Regions from separate parts of the Homo sapiens genome. Here all the other regions are linked to region 3. A link is a contact called in ENCODE Hi-C or POLR2A ChIA-PET data. All regions are on one chromosome and are shown on one strand. Each heading gives the region's core, a stretch centred on a gene start or an enhancer-like site at or near the end of the contact. The rest is flanking DNA. Distances are from core to core; before and after follow the strand shown. Region 1 holds the start of TBCB (tubulin folding cofactor B). Region 2 holds the start of CAPNS1 (calpain small subunit 1). Region 3 holds the start of ZNF850 (zinc finger protein 850).

The links. A loop is a pair of places that touch in the nucleus more often than their neighbours do. ChIA-PET counts read pairs that join two places held with the same protein, here RNA polymerase II (POLR2A). Pooled maps may share reads with other maps.
Region 1: a loop to region 3 is called in a map with no recorded cell type, with 26 times the contacts of the local background. The contact joins the promoter of TBCB here to the promoter of ZNF850 in region 3. A Hi-C loop is called at or near these places in 2 of 168 maps with a recorded cell type or tissue (endothelial cell of umbilical vein and naive thymus-derived CD4-positive, alpha-beta T cell), 13 of 37 single-sample maps with no recorded cell type and 14 of 50 pooled maps.
Region 2: a loop to region 3 is called in a map of naive thymus-derived CD4-positive, alpha-beta T cell, with 17 times the contacts of the local background. The contact joins the promoter of CAPNS1 here to the promoter of ZNF850 in region 3. A Hi-C loop is called at or near these places in 4 of 168 maps with a recorded cell type or tissue (cardiac septum, endothelial cell of umbilical vein and naive thymus-derived CD4-positive, alpha-beta T cell), 12 of 37 single-sample maps with no recorded cell type and 19 of 50 pooled maps. POLR2A ChIA-PET finds 5 or more read pairs at or near these places in 2 of 52 experiments (B cell and PC-9).

Annotation. Positions count from the first base shown.
Region 1 is chr19:36,113,827-36,117,404 of GRCh38, reverse strand. TBCB (tubulin folding cofactor B) reads right to left here and starts at 1,937. Exons shown (of 6, transcript NM_001281.3): 1 at 1,731-1,937; 2 at 1,221-1,364. The coding sequence starts at 1,844. It overlaps POLR2I (RNA polymerase II subunit I), which reads left to right and starts at 2,530. Exons shown (of 6, transcript NM_006233.5): 1 at 2,530-2,607; 2 at 2,692-2,746; 3 at 2,993-3,066; 4 at 3,154-3,228; 5 at 3,339-3,390. The coding sequence starts at 2,549. RefSeq lists enhancers at 1,207-1,296, 2,887-3,016, 3,035-3,546 and a silencer at 1,607-1,696.
Region 2 is chr19:36,138,366-36,141,747 of GRCh38, reverse strand. It overlaps CAPNS1 (calpain small subunit 1), which reads right to left and starts at 1,682. Exons shown (of 11, transcript NM_001749.4): 1 at 1,591-1,682; 2 at 528-751. The coding sequence starts at 736. LOC105372385 (a long non-coding RNA gene) reads left to right here and starts at 1,766. Exons shown (of 3, transcript XR_935954.3): 1 at 1,766-1,857. RefSeq lists enhancers at 1,216-1,275, 1,366-1,415.
Region 3 is chr19:36,771,128-36,774,533 of GRCh38, reverse strand. ZNF850 (zinc finger protein 850) reads left to right here and starts at 1,727. Exons shown (of 5, transcript NM_001193552.2): 1 at 1,727-1,809. LOC728485 (a long non-coding RNA gene) reads right to left here and starts at 1,381. Exons shown (of 2, transcript NR_164117.1): 1 at 1,025-1,381. RefSeq lists enhancers at 1,467-1,626, 1,767-1,906 and a silencer at 1,893-2,187.

The DNA of each region.
Region 1 (3,578 bases), core at 688-3,187, 660 kb after region 3:
CCACTGCATTCCGGCCTGGGGAACAAGGGCAAAACTCTGTCTCGAACAAAACAAAACAAAAAACGATTCACGGACTATCCTCCCTGTCCCAGGCACTATTCCAAGTACTGGGGACACAGTAGTGAATTATAGTGATCAAAATTTCCACCCTCAGGGCACTCGAATCCAGGGAGACAGAGAGTAAATAAACCAGATGAGAGAAATCCAGAGTGTGTCAGAGGAGAATTACTTGTAAACACAAAAATCTAAAATAAAGCAAAGAAGGGGAAAGGAATGAGGTAAACGTTAACACTGAGGCCGGTGAAGACTTCACTAGAATACTGACACTTTAAATTAAGACAGGAAGGAAGGGTGAGGCACGCAGGCATATGACAAAAGAACCATTCAGGCCCAGGATCCAGAGGCCGAGCTCACCTGGACTGTGCAAGGAGCAATGTGGCTGCTACAGACTGAGTGAGGTCGGGAGGGAATAAGGACAGAAAGGGGCTGGGCTTGGTGGCTCACGCCTGTAATCCCAGCACTTTAGTAGGCCAAGGTGAGCTGATCACTTGAGGTCAGGAGTTCCAGACCAGCCTGGCCAACATGGCAAAAACCCATCTCTACTAAAAATACAAAAATTAGCTGGGTGGGCACCTGTAATCCCAGCTACTCGGGAGGCTGGGGCACAAGGATCACTTGAACCCAGGAGGTGAAGGCTGCAGTGAGCCCGATAGTGCCACTGCACTCCATTCCAGGTTGGGTGACAGAGTGAGACTCTGTCTCAAAAAAAGACAGAAAGGATGTACTGAGTGGATGCACAAAGAGATCCTGTGTTCTGGTTTCTCCCAAGCTGTCCAGCCTGGTCGCTCACTGTGACCTACCTCACATTCTAGGCCTCTGTACACCCTGCTCCCTCCTTTCCACCTCTTTCTCTTAAGTCACCCTTTCCTCATCCCTCAGCTCAGACATCCCTTCCTCCAGGAAGCCCTCTCTGATTCTCCCAGGTGGAGTCAGGCACCTCTTCTTGGTGGCTCCAGTCCCCTGGGATTTCCTGATCCCAGCCCAGACCACTCTAGGCTGTCCCTGTCTAATGATGGGTCTGTCTCTCGTCAGGCTGCACTGGAGGCTCCACGAAGGCAGGACCTATCTCGGGTATGACTGAGGGCAAAGCCCAGCAAGTGTCTGTTGAATAACCAAATGAAAGGTGGGGTGGGGGAGTGTCCCAGATAGAGAGTCCTCACGTGGATGCGGCAGCCGTCATCTACAGGGTAGGAGCCCAGGAGCGCATCCTCTTGATCCAGCTTGCTGTAGAACTTGTCGTCAACTCCATACAGCTCCAGTTCCATGCAGGAAGCAGGGCTGCCCACCAGCAACTCCAGTTTACACTGTGAGGAGGAGGCAGGGTGAGAAGAAGGAGGCCACGGAGGCCCCGCCCCTTGCATCAATGACCATCGCCACGTCCCTTTTCCTCCAAAAGACCCCCCAGTCAGGACGCACGGGGCCGCAATCCAGCCCCTCGCCTCTTGCCCCCGCCCTCTGGACCGTCGGATTTTTCGCTGGACCCGGCCCTCATCTCTGCACTCTCGAGTTCTCTCCGGACCCGCCCCGCCGCGACCGGGTCCCCAGCCTCCGCAGCCTGGGATCACCTCCGGGCCCGCCCAGTCACTCCCCGGCCCCTCCCAGCCTCCCCCTTCCGGGAACCCCCCAATTTCTTCGCCCCGCCCCTCCGGACCCCGCCCCCATGGCCACACCTTGAACTCAGCGATGGTGAGGCTGCGGCTGTATCGCTTCTCGGAGCGGAAGGTGTTGAGGGAGCTGCTGATGAAAACGGTCACCGTGGGTGCCGACACCCCCGTCACCTCCATCTTGCCGCGCCCTGCGGATGCCTGCAGCGCGGTCCAGCCGCCTCACACCCGCTCCGCAGCCGCCGCCGCCGCTGCTGCTGCTGGGCTATCAGCCCCGCCTCCTGCTCCGTGCCTGACCAATCCGCGCTCTCCTGCCAGGAGCGTCCGCCAATCGCCGCCGTCCCTTCCCCACCGCCAGGAAGAGGGCTCTCCTTACTCTTGGGCCAGCCCAGCCAATCCAGAGGGGCCTTCCATAGTTCACGGTTCTTCCAATAGCGGCCCGGGAAAGGACCAGAACAGGCGGCGAAGACTGAAGCCCGGAGGTAGGAGTGGCAAGAGCTCGCCCAGTCCGCGAAGGGTAAACTCGCGCATGCGCACTGGCCTTCAACCAAGCCAAGCGCCTTGGCTTCTGTCCTGGATGCTCAGTGTTTTGCGGTTTACGATGCGCATCGTTTTCCCGGCTCTGGCACCAGATCCATACTATTCTGTAAACTGAGGCGGCGATGCCCAAAAATTGGAAGCAATTACTCTAAGATATCAAAAGATTGAAGCAAGCCATGAAACCTCTGCGCGGAGAGAGCCGAGCCCGAGGCGGCGGGGAGCCAGCACGTGTGCGCAGCTCCGCCCTCTTTTGGCGAAGCACCTAGGCCTGGCCCCTCCCGCGACCTGTAGCGCGGCGGAGCAAGCGCGGAAGGCTGGGAGGGCTGCGCGGGCTGCGCGTCGCCATGGAGCCCGACGGGACTTACGAGCCGGGCTTCGTGGGTATTCGCTTCTGCCAGGAATGGTGAGGCGGAGGGAGCGGGTGATGTTAGAAGGCGGGCGAGGAATGGCTCCAGAACTAACCCCTGGCACCTCCCCCTCCCCACAGTAACAACATGCTGTACCCCAAGGAAGACAAGGAGAACCGCATTCTGCTCTACGCGGTGAGCGCCGGGGTCTTCCCCGGCAGGTCCACCTGTTCCCAGCGTGGCCCCGCCCTGCCCCCTGCCTCTGTGATCGGACTCCCTGTTCGCCCTCCGCTGCACCTCAAGTGATCCTGACTCTCATGTCCTGCCCATCCCCAAAGAGAGTCCTGTCGTCATATCCTCCGGGATCACCCTGCCCTCTCCTCCCAATCTTGTCTGGAATCCTTCCGTGACCCCCTTTCCCCCACACTCGCCCTCTCGTAGTGCCGGAACTGTGATTACCAGCAGGAGGCCGACAACAGCTGCATCTATGTCAACAAGATCACGCACGAAGTGGAGTGAGTGGCGGGCCCTGAGCTGGGGGCGGGGGTGTTGGCTCTGGAGGCTGGGTCTGAGCGTAATTTTGCACCCCCGCGTCCCTGCAGCGAACTGACCCAGATTATCGCCGACGTGTCCCAGGACCCCACGTTGCCGCGGACCGAGGACCACCCGTGCCAAAAGTGAGCGTTCAGCTGGTACTGGGGAGGTAAAGTGAGGCTCGTCTCCTCACTGGGCGAAGGGAGGAGGGAAGGGTGTGAAGCCTCCGGTGACCGAGCCCCTACCCTCTCAGGTGCGGCCACAAGGAGGCTGTGTTCTTCCAGTCACACAGTGCGCGGGCCGAGGTAAGTGGCGCGAGGGCTTTCTAAGTATCTGGGGCTTGTTTGGTCCTTTCTGGGGGCGGGGATATCAATGTGGGTGACCCTGCGCTTCTTGGAACTCTGCCGGGCCCTTACCTATTGGTGAAGTTCTCTTGCCTGTTCTTTTGGGGTAAGGCGCTGCTGGGTCCAAATCCTTCCTAACCATGCATCAT
Region 2 (3,382 bases), core at 433-2,932, 630 kb after region 3:
ATTTTTCTCCATTAATCCAGCCAGTTCCCAGCAAGCCCAGCCCATTCTGGGCCATTTACCCTACCCCATTAGGTCTTGCTTCCTCCTGGGCTCACCTCCTCATTAACCCACCTAAAACCTCTGACCACACTCATAAGTCAAGCCCCTTCCGTAAAATGTCACTCAGACGCATTGGCTCCGCACCTTTAACGTTCATCTCCAGGTTAGCCAATGCAGGCTGAGCCCAGACCCATAAGCCCCACCCGCCAAAACTCCACATCAGTCCCCTCAGGACCACATTGTCCTGGTCCCACACAATCAGACTACTCCCATATCAAGCACCGCCCCCAATGACTGATATCCGCCTCACTGGGGTCCACCCCCTTACAGCAGAACTCTCAAACCAGGCCTCCCCGGCCTAATTCATGTACCCAGGTTAGCCTCCAGGTTAATCCTATTCTATTTTTAGACCACGCCCCTCCCAGACCACGCCTCACTGAGGCTCCTCCCATTCCCAGGCCCCGCCCCTCTGATAGTCTCCGCCTTACCTGATGGCGCTGATGACTCCGCCTAGGATGCGCATGGCCGTTCCACCGCCACCGCCGCCTCCACCACCGCCGCCGCCGCCGCCGCCGCCGCCGCCGCCCCCGGCCCCGCTGATCAGGCCTCCAAGCACATTTCCCAGGCCCCCACCCAGGCCCCCGCCTCCCCCGCCGCCGCCGCCGCCGCCCTTCAAGAACGAGTTAACCAGGAACATGGCTGCGACTCACTGCTGGGGGGAAAAAAGGGGACCAGTGGGTGCTTCGCCCCTGAGCCCACACCCTCCCTTCAAACACGCATTTCCGGCAGCTGGACCTGGGAGGAATCTGAAGCCTCCGGGTGGGGGTCTGAGTTTGCGAGGGCGGGTTGTCCGCGGATGGGTGGGGCAGGTATGGGGGATCAGGTTTGCAACCTCCTCAGGTCTAAAAGGCACCCGTGGGGCTTGAGGGAGCCTGGACTGGGTGCACGCGTGAAGGGGAGGGTGCAGATCTGGTGGGGGTTCTCTTGGTGGGGACCCCAAGTTGGCGTAAGGCGTTCCCGACATGTCTGGGCGCTAGAATGTGAGATCCAGAGCCCAGCCTGAATGTAGAGGTCCTTGGCAGGTCATGGGCGCGGAGCAAACATCCACGGCCTAAAGGGCCCCAGGGCGGGGTTTAGGAAATCCCAAATGTGGGCTTGAGAATTTAGGTATTCCCAGCGGCAGGATTCCAGTGTCACCTCTGGCTCTGTGGGCTCGGGTCTAAGATCGTGGCTGTGAGCTCTGGGTTCCCGGACAATGGGGTTCCCCGCTGGAACTGGGGGCACAGATCTACGATCGCGGTTCAGGACACCCCAAGGAAGAATTCACAGGGTATCTCTGAAACCTATGGGCCTGTATTTTGGATCATGAGACAGAGGGTGGAGAAGGGTCCCCGGGACGGCATAAAAGGAGATCGAACAGGTCTGAGGGTTCGAATCTGAGACCATGGATCTGGGGGGCTCCTGAGGCCGAGACTTCACGGTTTCGCCGGGTCTGGGGGCCGCCAAAGTCGGAGTTGCGGGGTGCGGAGGGGGTACGGGCCGGGCGCTTACCGCCGCACACGTCCGGAGTTCTGGGAGTCGGTTCCACTGCCGCTCCCGGGCCTCCCGCAGCGTCCGGCTCCGGAGGGCGGGGCCGGTGACTCAGGCCGCAACTCTCGGGTCGGACACTGCACCGCGGCCCTGCTGTCGCCCGCGCGGTCCTAGAGCCGAAGCGGACATTGCGCATGCGCACCCCACACCGCCCGGCTAGCTGGATCCAGGTCTGGGCCCCGCCCTACGCGTTTCCAGCGCCGGAGGTCTTAATCCCGCCCTGACTCGGTAGGCGGGGGTCTTCCCGACACCCCTCAGGTCTGGGTGGAGGCACCCGCGGACGAGAACTCGGAGGGGACCCACCCCCCGAGTGTCGTAGTGTGAATTTTCACCCTAGGGCATGCCAATATCCTTCCAGGGTGGCGGTTTTCGGTCCGCTCACTAAGGGACTCCGCACGGGCCCTCTGCAGGTGTTGTCGCGACAAACACCTCCTGGAGGCCTGGAGTATGGTTTGACTCACACGCTGGGGGACAGTCGCCCGTGTCTGTGGCGAGGATTGAGGCTGGATTGCCTTTCCCAGTGCCTGCAGCAGCCCGGATGGCAGTCAAACCGCAGGCAGCGCCTGCGCCGCCTCCCAGGCGAACCTTACCACGCCCCCGCCCCAGTCAGGGGCCACCAGAATCATTCCTTCCTGGACTGGCCCAAAGAGTGTCCTCAGTATGCTAGCCTCTAAAGAAGGCCCCAGACACAGGAAGATTCCTTTGGCCACGGCCTGGTTTCTTTATTTACTTAAAAAATATTATTGTTTTTACATAATAGAGACGGAGGTCTCGCTATGTTGCCCAGGCTGCTCTTGAACTCCGGGCCTCAAGCCGTCCTCCTGCCTCAGCCTCCCAAAGTACTGTGAGGTACTGGGATTACAGGTATGGGCTACCGGCCTTTTTTTGATTTAATTTAATTTTTTACAATAATATTTTTACATAGCCTGGTTTCTTTTCTTTTCTTTTCTTTTTTTTTTTTTTTGTTTTGAGACAGCGTCTTGCTCTGTTGCCCAGGCTGGGGTGCAGTGGCGCCATCTCAGCTCACTGCAGTCTCTGCCTCCCAGGTTCAAGCGATTCTCCTGCCTCAGCCTCCCGAGTAGCTGGGATTACAGGCATGCACCACCACACCCAGCTAATTTTTGTATTTTTAGTAGAGACGGGGTTTCACCATGTTGGCCAGGCTGGTCTCAAACTCCTGATCTTAGGTGATCCACCTGCCTCGGCCTGCCAAAGTGCTAGGATTACAGGCATGAGCCACGGGAGTCCAGTACTTTTTCAGGACTCATCGGGGGGAGCTAAATCTGGCCCCCAGGCAGGCTGGCTGGCTCTTATCCCCTACCCTGCAGGCTGGCTAGGCTTGAGTTGAATCCTGGCTGTGCCCTGTAATAACTGCACAACCCCAAAAGAGTGGCTTGATATTCCTGAGCAGCGATTTTCTCATCTGTAAAATGGGAACATGGGTTGCTCCATACCACTAGGCCCCCTATCAAAATTAAATGATATCTGCAGCAATACTGATTATTAAAAAAAAAACTTAAGTGGTGGCTGGGTGAAGTGGTTCATGCCTGTATTCCCTGCATTTTGGGAGGCTGAGGCAGGAGGATCTCTTGAGCCCAGGAGTTTGACTCCAGCCTGGGCAATATAGTGAGACCTTGTCTCTACAAATAATACAGAAATTAGCTGAATGTGGTGGCATGCGCCTAGTCCCAGCTACTCTAGAGACTGAGGTGGGGGGATCACCAGAGCCCAGGAGGCGGGGGTTGCAGTGAGC
Region 3 (3,406 bases), core at 478-2,977:
GAGCGGGAAAGATTGGACAGGAGCATGCTATACATTATTTAGATTAATGTTGATATTTAAGGAGCCAGGATATTGGTTTGTTTTTGAGGGGTGCCCATCTACTTTATGTAAGAAGCTATAAACTACACTTCTTTCAGTTTCTGCTTAATCCTTGCTCAAACAAGGAATAATTTCTTATTCCAAAGTAGACATTGGTACATCTTTTACTAGGTACATAATTTGGGATGAAGTCTGATAAAGCTCCTTAGAAGTACTTACAGTACACCCTCACAAGGGTGTACCATCTACCCATGGTTTAAACAGAAATTAAAATTCTACCTTCGTGGAAAAATTTGCCAAGTTTTAATGGATTCAGTGCTCATTAAAAACTTTTAGCCTGTCTTGATCTTTAACATAATTATTGGTGTGAAACAATGGCTTCTGTGGAAAATTAAAGTTTTAGTGGTTTGCTATTTGTGAAATACAGGCTTTTTCATGTATCATATTAGCATATAAGCTGGCTTAATCATTAGTACTGATCTTCAAGTTACTAAGACACCAGATATTTGTTACTTTGTAATTTGAGTTTTTAAAAAAATTCCGAAATTGGCTTTTCGATGTGTGAAAAGGACTACTTATTAGATGCTTGTTTTTAAATTTACATTCAATTAATTAAAGCTAGACTCTTTATATTCTTAGGCTTGGTATACTATTTGTATGTTTTGTAGTAAGTGTATAAAAATAATACCTTTGACTTTGTATAAAAAAAATCTTTCTTGCTTTAAAAGCCATGTTGGATTTGCATTCTAGACCGTAATAAATATAACTACTTTAACATAAAAATCTATTTATGTTGTTTATCAGATATTAGGGGTTTTTTTCCCTCTCCTGTCAACCTCCAAATAAAATCGATGCTCCAGAATGATGCCCTCTTATCATAATTTTACAAATACCTGGCTCCAAGGTTACTACCTGATACAAAAATACAATGCTGGTCTCCCAAACAGGCAACTCACATTGACACTCACACAGCTTCCACTCACACCTGCGATCACAAGGCAGCATCTTCGGGCCCTCGTCGGCCACGATCCGCTCCCAGAGAGCATTCGCGCACAATCTTATCCCATCCACGATTTTGATTCCTTTTCTCCCACTTCTTCAACCCTATCCGGGACGAGACCATCAGGTCCCACCTCCACCTTCACCTTCATTTTCCGCGCAATGCAGACTGAGCCCTGGACTCACCCATATACAGATTGAATTGTCCGGTCAGTGTTTCATCCCCTCTGCATTCTGAGGGCGAGTTAGCATCTGGGTGCATGAGTTCCAAACTAACAGCCAGGACCAGGCTTGGAGCCAAGAATCCTTTGGCTCGCATCGTGGCTGGGTTGACCGCTTTTCTGCCCTGGACTACATTTCCCATCGGTTCTACCGTTCGGGGCTACTTCCGCCGAGAACCGGAAGCACGTTTTCCTGTGTCTTACCCCAGATAACAGAGCTGCCAGGGATAATCAGGCCTGACCACTCTAGCGGGCGAGCCGGCCCCATAGCGAGCCGCTCGGCATGAGGGCTCTGCGATCCTCGTTGGAGAGGAGCGGTAAAAGGAAACAAGCCAGGCTTGGAAATGAGAGGCATAGGGAAGCCCGCAGTCGGGCTCTGGACTACATTTCCCAGAGGATCCCGCAGGCCGACGCCACGTCTCGCGAGATTTTGGCTTCCTCTTAGCCAGGTGGCGGGACCGTTTGCTGTGCCGATTTAGCTGCCGCCGCGCCTTGGAGTCCTGAGGAACTTGGCTAGGCTGGCCCCGAGCGGAACCAGAGAATGCTGAGGGTGAGGAATCCGGCTCCGGTCCTTTTGTGTGTGGAGGGCTGAGGAGAGGAGTTTGCGTGTGTGATCGCGATGGCTGCCGTGGGTCTCCGTGGTCTGTGACTGTGGCTGTGTGGTGCTGACTCTGGGTGATCAGGTGGGCGCTTGTGACTGTGCGCGCCCGGAGTGGGTGTGTGTGTCCTGGACGACCCTCGTTGTGCGTGCGGATGTGAAGAACCGGTGACTGTGTGGTTGGACTGCGTGTCCCGGGGTGGGTGTGTGACTTTGCGTGTCTGTGCAGTACCTTGTGTGCGTGAGTTGCAGGTCTGTGGCTGTGCAAGTGCAACTTGTGTGGCCCCTTGGTGTATGTGAGAGAGGAGAGTGTGATTGGCTGTGAGGCAGTGGGTAAGTGGATATGCGGAGGCATGTGTGCGATTGGGACTTTGTGTGTCCCCTTGAGAGAAAAAACTCTTTAGGCAGTTAGGGTGGGACCTTGGTAAAAGTCCTTTAAACAGAGAAACAGCCTGAAAAATCAGGCTGCAGGCATACATAAGGAAAACTCCACAGGGGGGTTGTCCTGAAGACATTCCTCAGCTGCACTGATAAGGGACCGAGGCCCAACATAGAAACGCCTTTGTCCTTTGTGTGACCAGCGGGCTTCCACGAAATAGTCGCTTCTTTTGTGGGCATGTACACGGTGGGCTCTGTTAGATTTTGAAGGGAAGGCGAGGGTTAAAGAAAGAGAGAGAGTTGGCGGCTCTATGGCGGGGACCAACTAAATGCCAGAGCCCACTGCCGCTTCCAGGCTGGGGTAATTACAGGCCTGGGCAGGAGGGGTCTGGGCGGTATGGCTTGTTGCCTGGGAGAAAGTTGATAAGGATGTTTCTTGGGCTTTTGCCCAGCAGGATGTGATAAGGAAGTCAGGCGGTTGGGAAGGATGTTTCGCACAGCCCAAACCCGGGTGGAATGTTTCCCTCTGACCAGGGTCTGTGAAATGGTGGGGGCTTACGAAACGGTGCAGCTTGGACTAACAGGTTCCGGCGGCCACTTTCCTTTTTTGGACATGCTTTAGACTGTGAGCGCGGCCTCTTTGAATCATAACTTCACCCCCTCATTGGTCCCGGGCCAAGCTTTCACTTCAGCCCCTGATTGGTCCCGGGCCAAACTTTCACTTCAGCTCCTGATTGGTCCCGGCCCAAACTTTCACTTCAGCTCCTGATTGGTCCCGGGCCAAACTTTCACTTCAGCCCCTAATTGGTCCCGGGCCAAACTTTCACTTCAGCTCCTGATTGGTCCCGGGCCAAACTTTCACTTCAGCCCCTGATTGGTCCCGGGCCAAACTTTCACTTCAGCCCCTGATTGGTCCTGGGCCAAACTTTCACTTCAGCCTGGGATTGGTCCCGGGCTAAGGTCCCAGGGCCAAGCTGGGTAGTGCTTTCTTCAAGACAGCCCACGTTCCTCCCCTTCCCAGTTAATAAACCCCCCCAGATTCAGCCTCCTAGTTGGCAACCCTCTTTTGGGTCCCTCCGCTGGGGAGAGCTTTCTTCTTTTGCTTATTAAACTTCCGCTCCGACCTCATCCTTTGTGTCCCTGTTCCTTAATTTTCTTGGCCGTGAGAGAA